2 separate regions of the Mus musculus genome follow, and region 1 is linked to region 2. The links are chromatin loops, found by intact Hi-C in ENCODE. Cell type or tissue: heart. All regions are shown on one strand. Links, peaks and the distances in the headings refer to the core of each region. The heading gives the core; the rest is flanking DNA.

Region 1 (4,392 bases), core at 227-4,226, 140 kb after region 2:
CCATATGGTTGTGGGATTTGAACTCAGGACCTTTGGAAGAGCAGTCAGTGCTCTTACCCGCTAAGCCATCTTGCCAGACCTTCTCTGGTCTCTTAAAGATCTTTCCTCTACATCCCAACTTTTAAAAAGTCCAATAATTTCCTGAGTGATGGGACCATTAAAGGCAACAGAAATCTGTGTTCTTTTATGCCCCTTTCAACCACCCCTGAGTATGTTTGAGGTAACTTTTGGAAAGCCTCCACATACGGTTTGCTTATCTAACTAACCTTGCCATCTTGGGAGTGGTACTTTCAGCCCCACCCTCTCTGTCTGGGGAGGGCAAAGAACCCAGAATCTGAAGGAATTAGCAGTGGACAATGATTTGACTGGCTGAAGAGGGCATGTGTCGCCTATTGTTCCCATAACTTACTCTTATCCTCTCCAGGCTTTCTGACACTCTTGATCATACAAAGGCAAGCATAAGTAAGGTGGTTCCCAGTGTTTACTCGACATTCTAATCAAGCTTGAGGAAAGGGCACCATAGCCTTGGCTGGTCGGTTGGGGTTGAGGGAAGCCCGAGCTTTTGATTGACATCTAAGGTAGGACTGAATCCTATATGTATGGGGTTCTGACGCACACTCTATGTAAATAAGCAGTGTCAGAATTGGATTGTGTGTACAAGACTAACTTGGTGTCTACAGGCGAAGTGGAATTTATTGTGGGGAGAAATCTGCATACCTATATCAGAGGTGCTCTGTGTGAGAGTAGAGAAAGCAGAACATGCATGCCTACATGCACACGCACACACATGCACATGAACACATGCACATGAAAGTGAAGGGCTGACATTCGTCTTGGCAGGCAGCCGAGAAAGAGGATCTATGATAGAGGATGGGAGTGGAGGCTGGTTGTCCAATTAGGAGGCTTTGTGTGAAAGAAAGGTTGGGATGGAAAGACAGTGCAATTGACCAAGTAAGTCATGATGTCAAAGTTGGGAGAAGTAGAGAGTAAAAGCTATAGACACACACATAAAACAACTGAATGATTCACACCCTTCAGGTCCACCATTTTTTTCCTCCACCATTTTGAAATGTACAATTTAGTGGATTTTTTTTTCAGGTTTTATATCATCACCACTGATTCCAGAACATCCTCACCACCTTAAGAAGAAACCACACCCATTGCTAGCCACGCCCTCTCCTTTCCTCCCAAATGACAACCAAGTTTGCTTTCCATTTCTTTGGCCTGCCTATTTGGGGTTTCTGGGACCATACTTGATGTAGCCTTTTGTGCACAGTGGATTTTTTTTGAAACTGAATTAGCGTTTTCCACTTCATTCTCTTTATGATATTTCATTGTATGAATATATCACATTTTGTTTGCAGTTCTCAATCCAGCTTATATTTTTTGGCTATTATGAATTATGATGTTATAAACATTCATGTCCAATCTCTTGAATAGACATAAATTATCGAATTCTTTAAGGGCATATATCTAAAAGAATTGTTGGGTTACATGGGTAGTCTTCATGTAACCTTTAAAATTATTTACTTTTTAATTGAAAATAGACTTCTTTCATACAATATATTCAGATCATGGTTTCCCCTCCCCCATCTCCTCCCAGATCCTTCTCACCTTCCCACACACGCAACTTCCTGTTTTCCTTTTCTCTCTCTTTAGAAAACAAACCGGCATACAGAGCAACAAATAGACCTGAATGCACAGAACAAAGAAAGATAAAGACCAAGTAACATAACAGCAGACCCATTAGAATAACACCTGGTTTCTTGATGGAGGCTCTAAAAGCCAGAAGGGCCTGGAGAGATGTTCAGTGATGTCTCGTTGGGAGTCTGAAGTTGGTCAACACAGGAATATTCGCATTACAGAAATCGATGCAGAGTTACACAGAGCTCCGCTTCTTGGAGTTCTAGTTGCTAACCTTAGCACACAGCCCACTGTACGGCCGCCACTCTATGGCCACCAGCTGTTCACGAGACATTCCACTTTGTTCTCTCTATGCTCTGTACTCGGCTTTTCTTCCAGGAATTTAATTTGTTGCCTAAAGAGATCACATCTGGACAGGTTCTTTTAAGAGACCCATTTGACAGAAAAAGGTGACTGTGGCAGATCATACAGAGCACCTCACATTTATTCGTAAGCCTTCCTGAAATAAACAGATTCCTGCCTGTCTTGAGTTGTACTGCTGAGCGATACCAAGCTATTGCTATTGGGTTTTTGGTGTAAAATCCTCAGGTGTCCTGTTTCAAAATGTAGCCCATGTCTTCTATGGCTTCTTCAGGGCACACACATTCCCATCCCAATCGTACATTGTAGAAGGCTTACATTCAGATATGCAAACAAAATCCCTTTAATGGTTAGTCCCTGGAAGCTCTTCACCGAAACTACCAGCAAATTAAAATAAAACAAATCTATGAGTTTTGATTTTTATTTTACAGGTCTGCCCTCTGGTGGTGAATTTGAAGAAACACAGGTAGATCCCTACTTGTCACATTCTGGAAAAGAAAACTTCACACATCCATTGCCTGGGTCCAGTCTAGAAATGTAGAAAAAGGAAGATGGTGGTGTGTAAGAAAAATGGGGAATTGTGGAGATTTTCTGAAAATCTCATTGCCCTAGCTAACAGAGAGCTACTCAACGGAGAGTCAAAGACTACCTCGTCACTGTACATCTAGAGCAGAGGTCACTGTTGGGTGGACCCTGGACAGATATCTTCTATTTGGCCTTCATAGCATCCACCTGGTATTTCAAAACAGTTATTAGCTATGGACATATGGAGGTGGTAGAATGTTGGTCCAGCAAGAGCAAAGTTCTGGGTTCAGTACTCAGTACAAAAAAACCAATTGGAGTTGATTACATGTGTGGAAACTCTTCCCAGTTATGTTTTTTGTAAACATCGGAATATTTGGCAGCCTCAGGTTCACACTCCTGTTTGGCAGCAATCTGGTGATACTAACAACGGCTGTTTATAGAACTTCTTAAAATGGCAAGTGATGTTTAAGAACGGATTATCTTGATTTTCCTGGGAAAAGCAAGAATTATCTCTATGGAGTTTCTAACAGACGTAGCTGGGCTTTATTATGCTTTAGTGACAACTTCTGCCCATGTGAGTGCAAGCCCCAAAATCTCAAAACAAGCCCAGATAAAGCTCAGCCATGAAGAGCAATACAAGGTGCTGTGTGCACCTCAACTCCCAGCTGCTTGGGAGGCTCAGGCAGGATGAACACTTGAGTCCACGAGTTCGAGACTAGATCACACACCTTATTGATAAGAAAAAGAATTCAGTAAGAAACTTGACACTGTTTTCTTCTGCTGGGCCACGGGGGACATCCTGGAGCCTGTGGGTCAAGGCTGTCATCACTGAGGAAGGACAGAGCAGCCCAGGCAGGGAGACAGACAGTACATGGCAGGGGTGAGGGTCAAATATGGTAATTATTTAGTGAAGTCGGGAGGAGGGAGGCAAAGAAAAGAAGTCTTGAGGCCTCATCATGGGGACCATTTTCTCAGCTTTTGTGCCTTGTCATGCTTTCTCCTGGGACAGCAGGGAGCCACCTAGAATTATTGAGAAACAAGGGCTTTGGTAGCTCACTTTGGTAGCTCATTCCTGAAAACAGATTCTTGGTCAACTTTAAGTACTAGTCACTTATGCTCCTAAGGGTCCAGACATTGCTGCCCTTTGAAACCATTTAAATTATCCAATATTTACATCAAGACACGGGAGGCATAAACTGAGGCCAAACTCAGCTAGCTCCACGAGATAACACTATTTTCTTAACTATATACAAAATAACTATTTATAAGTCTGGTCTTCCAAACTGCTAGCTCTGTAGAAATAAATCTCTTCCTATCTGTGTCACTGGATTGAGGTAGACTATACCTTTCTCTTGAGCTCTCCAAACCCAAGAAGTCTCCTTAGCTCTCTTTCCTAGAATACTGTGTTACCTGTATCCTGTCAGCTGCTTCTCTATTGTTCCTGCAAGCCCAATGAGAAAATCCGTATCTCTTAACCAGAGCTGCTCCCATGAAGGCTTTTCTGATGCAGGGGGGGGGGGGAGGGAAGGAGTGAGGGGGAGGGTGAAGGGAAGGGGGAGGAGGAGAGGGGAGGGGAGCGAGAGATATATCTTGCAAAGGTCCAATTGCTTATGAAAGAAGTCTCTATTCCAGTTGAGTCCCCCAGCCCTGTACCACTGAGAGCAAACCACAATCTGATTTTACTTCTATAATTCTCTGGCTAACTAATTGATTCTAATTATTTGTTTAGATGGGTTTTCTATGTTGTCAATCACATTATCTGAGAAAATTAATTTCTTTTCCTCTCCAGTCCTCACGCATGTTTTCTTTTTTTGACTTGTGGAACCAGGGTCCCTGAATTAACAGCCCTGAGAAGTGGCAAGA
Region 2 (4,392 bases), core at 192-4,191:
ACAGGGCACAGTGGGAAGTGAACTTTCCCCTTATCTCTTCTAAATCTAGATAGGCTCAACAACTGTTAGGGGCAGATGAATGGAAGGATAAGAGATGTTCACACCAATTCCTGGAGTAGGGAGGGAGAGGAACCAGGAGAAGGGGAAGAAAGGGGGAGGGGAGGAGGGCGAGGGGAAGCACAGAGCAGCGGACCTTAGAAGAATCGCTCAAGGTCACACCGCGGGATGGAGCTGAAAGCCGAATTCAAATCCAAGCCCGGGACTGCAGGACTGAAAGTTCTAGATAGAGCCACACAAACGTGCTCTCTTCTCTCTTCTTGACTCAGCAGCTCTCGCTTGGCCACGGGGCGGTGGGAATCACACTTCCTGGGCCTTTCTAGCCGGGAGTTTGGGGTCCCTTGTTTTTCCTGGACTTATTTGCCGCACTCCGGGCTTTGGCTTCCTCCTCCCTGCTTCCCAGAGCAGAATCCGGAGCCACCTATTCTCTCCAAGTTTGTCTCGCAGCCAGGCTGGGAACCGTGCGCGAGCGACTCCCGGACCCGGCAATCAGTCTTCCCTGCCCCAGCGTCGGAGACGAACAATCACCACCAGCGGCTGCTGAGTGCTAGACGCTTTACTCCCACAGCTCCAAAAGCCACAGACGAGCAGACCCCCAGAAATTAGTCCTCGCCACTCAGATGAGGCAGCTCTGCGAAATTGGATGATGTGCTTGGACTCACAAGGCTAATAACGCTAGTTAGTATCTAAGTGCTTTCTGAATGCCAGACGCGGGTCTCCGCACCACCCCAGCAGTTCCTCCAACACTCTAGTAAAAAAGGGCACACTATCACCCCCATCTTATGGATGAGGAAACCGTGGTTGTGGCACCTGGCCCAAGGTCACCCCAGAGAGTGACGGATATACGACCGGAACATAGTCGGTTGAGTCTGGGTTCAATTTGTGTGTGTTGTCTCCACTACAGGGAGAGCAGCGGTTTCAAACCTACAGTACCAGAGGCTGACCTCAACGCAACGCCCGAGGCTGGGCGCAAACCAACCAGTTCGGAATGCCATAATTCACAGAGACATTCCCACGGACCGGAACCAGAGAGTCCCCCAAGAGCACCGAGTGTGACCGGTACTGGCGGACGATCACCCCTTAGCAGGAGCTGGAGAACACTTACCATAAAAGAGAGGGCGAGCGCCTGCCTGGGAGGAATCCCCAGCGCTGGCAGGTCCGGGACTCCCGGGAGAGAGGTCTGCTGCCACTGCCGCCCACGCAGGGGCGCCCGAGCGACCCCGCGGATGCTGGCTGCTGCTTCTCAACCAGCGGCGCGTCCTCTCGACTTGTATCCGGCGGCAGCGCCCTCTCGCTCCGCAGGGTGCCCTGGAGTTAGGGACGTTCTTGGAGAAGTTGACGCTCGGGAGAGGCCGCCGAGGTCCGGTCCCGAGTAGTGAAGTGCCCCACTGCGCTGATCTCAGCGAGATGCGGAAGCCCTTGCCCTGATGGCCCTAAAGCTTGGCGCCTGACCTGGAGAGCGACGAGTCCCGCGCTCAGGGCACACGGGCCGCACCTCGGCCGCCCGTCCCCGGAGCACCGGGTTTCTTCCCTAGAGCACTGAGCACACGCCGCGAGGGCTGCAGTGGTGGCCAGGGCCCGGGCAGCTGTGCGCTCATTGCCTTCCCCAGGGGCTGAGCGCCTTTGTGCGCCGGGCGCGCCGACCGCCAGGGCCAGCTCTGGATGCTGCAGCCGCCGCCTCCCCCTCCTCCTCCACGGCCGCTCGCTCCCCGCCTTCCCGGCCGGCCCGGAGGCTGCAGCTGAAAGCCGATCCGGCTGAGCTCATCCCTGAAGGCCACTAATCCAATAGCCGCGGAAGGCGCGGCCGCCGGGAACGCCCCTTCCCCCACCATCCCGCGCCCCGGCCGTCCCAGCTCGGGCCGCTGCCGGCTCTGCCACCTTCTGGAGGCCACCAGCTGGCGGGAAAGGGAAGTGGAACCCTCGCCCGCGCCCCTGGGCCGAAGTGGCGCGGACGCCATTCACTCATCTGCGGACTGGCTAGCCTAGACACTCGCTCACACACGCGCTCATTCATGCGCATGGGTCCTCCCCCATTCATTCAAGCGTGCCTAGAGAGCCACGGTGGGTGTCCCTAGGGGCGGGGATGAAGAGAGGAGACATCACGGTCGCCAGATAGCTTTGGAGCCTGTATTGAAGGCCTGCGGGAAACAACGACTGGGAAAGAGAATGCTTTAATATACCCCCTTGCCTTAGGCACACACATGTCCACACTTTATTTCTGAGGCCAGACTCCAACTCATCTTTCAGAATCCAATTTCACGCAGCACCTGCTCCATGGTGCTTTTCCCCTGACCACCTGAGGCCCGAGAGAAGGATCATCGATCAGAGGGCTACCGAGAGCGCTGAAGGATGGCGGCTCCCTCGGTAACCAGAGCGCAGAGATAAGAGGGCGTGGCCAGAGCGAGGGATGCTCTGTACCTCCAAGTTGGCTTCCTTCCAGGCCAGGGCATCCTGCTTTCCATGCCAGAGTTGACATTAGGTCCATTCCATAGTCTTAACTGACCTCACCCCTCAGAAAGTGTCCTTTTTTTTCCCCCCATGTACACAGAAGATAAGCACCTGTAATTCAGCCCTGTGAGGGAAATGTGTTGACCAAGGCTCCAGGGTACCTCTCCCAGACTGGGGAGGGCAATTTGAGAATGTTTCCTTGTGGAAGTGTCTGCATGAATGAGCTGCTAGATGCAGAGACATCATAGTCTCATGGTAGGTACCTGTAACAGCCTGTGGTATGACTGGAGCCAAAACAGGAGGTAAGATGAAACGAGAGTAGGTACTTAGGGTCTTGGAGAGCATCCAAAGGGCTTGGCTTTTCCCCAAGATCAGTTTGGCAGGCCTCTTGACCTTCACAGATTTGCTGTCCAGAAAGATAATCCAGTGGCAGGATGGATAGATGGATGAATAGCACTGGCCAGCTTGGAAGCTGCTTCAGAGATCCAGGCAGTCAATGATGCTTTGTCGATTAGGACAGCTCAGTGGTGTGGCAGAGGGGTATTCTGAGCAAGTATTTGTGGCGCTCTTGGTTTTATTTGGGCTGCTTCATCTATATCTGCATGTCTGTCTCTCCGTACCTGTGTGTCTCTGCTCTTGGGACTGCACAGAAGAGCTGCTGAAGGGAATGTGACCCATGCACACATTTCCTTGTCCCCCCGAGTCCCCTCCCTCCCCAGGACATTTCTGGAGTACGTGCTCTGACCACGGCTGTGGTGCTAACAGAGCTGGACATCGTGAAATGAGAACCGAGGAAAACTCAGCAAACAGGAACTTAAGCAAGACTTTTCAAGGACTGGAGAGATGACTCAGACGGTTAAACCAGGCAGTGGGTGGTGCACGCCTTTAACCCCAGCATTCACTAGGCAGAGGCAGTCAGATCTTTTAGTTCAAGGCCAGCCTAGTCTACAGAATGAGTTCCAGGACAGCTATGGCTACCTAGAGAAACCCTGTGTCAAACAAACAAACAAACAAACAAACAAACAAACAAACAAAGTACTTGCTGCTCTTGCAGAGGACCAGGGTTCAGTTCCCAGCACTCACATGGTGGGTCACAGCTGTCCAGAATATCAGTTCCAGGGCATCAGATGCCTTCCTCTGACTTCCATCAGCACCAGGCATGTAAATAACACACATACATTCACACAGGCAAAGTACTCATACACTTAAAATAAACCCTGAAAAAAAAATACCATCCCCGGCTGATGGTTTTTCTACCTGGACCCCAATACAACTGCCAACACTCATTTCTTCCTTCTTTCTGGAAGACTTCACAATAGCTCTAGAACAAGGTGAGGAAGGGTCAAGGGTCACATTTTGAGAAACTGCTCCCCCAAATACATACCTGTGTGCCAGATAAGTTCTCTACACAAGCCTTTGTGACTTGCCTTGGGTATCAAGAAATGGGCACAATGGCACCCCCAAATATCACTAAAGTTCCCCCAAATCTTCCACCCCCTGAATAGCATAGGTATGGTGTGTCCCCAAGTTTGAAATGTGAACAAGTATCTGTTCATTCCACATAGGGTATCTATGGTGGAAATAATTCCACCCAAGCCTATTTTGGTGATCCATTAGTGTTACTTATAGAAGCACGGGAGGCACAGAGATATCACTAAAAAGCCCATCCCGGGATGGAGAGCAAGTGGAGCTCTGTGCACAGCTAGCGATCAGAAGAGCCTGCATGCTCCAGCTTTTACAAGCTCGAGAAGGAGCCTTGTGAATCTTGTAACTTTCATGAGCTTTCCGAGCCTTCTAAGTTTTATTAGCTTCCTGAGTTTTAGTTTAAAAAAAAAGAAGAAAAAGAAAAAGTCTTAGTAAACCTCTCTGAGAGAATGTTTCAATTCA

Evidence for each region. Hi-C counts contacts between places; a loop is a spot of excess contacts. Peaks named below come from ENCODE experiments on the same cell type or tissue, not always from the same donor. Only the 100,000 strongest peaks of a DNase experiment are listed, where the experiment ranks them.
Region 1: it touches region 2 in a loop (4-fold over the local background); 1 of 42 quality-filtered maps calls a loop at or near these places.

Annotation. Positions count from the first base shown.
Region 1 is chr9:97,160,249-97,164,640 of GRCm38, forward strand. No RefSeq gene overlaps it. Among named protein-coding and RNA genes, the nearest start is that of Slc25a36, 51 kb to the left of the region's middle. In heart, for the core only: a CTCF peak has its summit at 2,453 (motif pointing left); no DNase peak of the experiment used is centred there.
Region 2 is chr9:97,017,032-97,021,423 of GRCm38, forward strand. Spsb4 (splA/ryanodine receptor domain and SOCS box containing 4) reads right to left here and starts at 1,324. Exons shown (of 3, transcript NM_145134.3): 1 at 1,163-1,324. It overlaps Gm16010 (a long non-coding RNA gene), which reads left to right. Exons shown (of 3, transcript XR_871043.3): 2 at 1-735; 3 at 962-4,392. In heart, for the core only: CTCF peaks have their summits at 1,270 and 1,949 (motif pointing left); DNase peaks (open chromatin) are centred at 1,320 and 1,820; H3K4me3 peaks cover 2,460 bases; H3K27ac peaks cover 2,337 bases.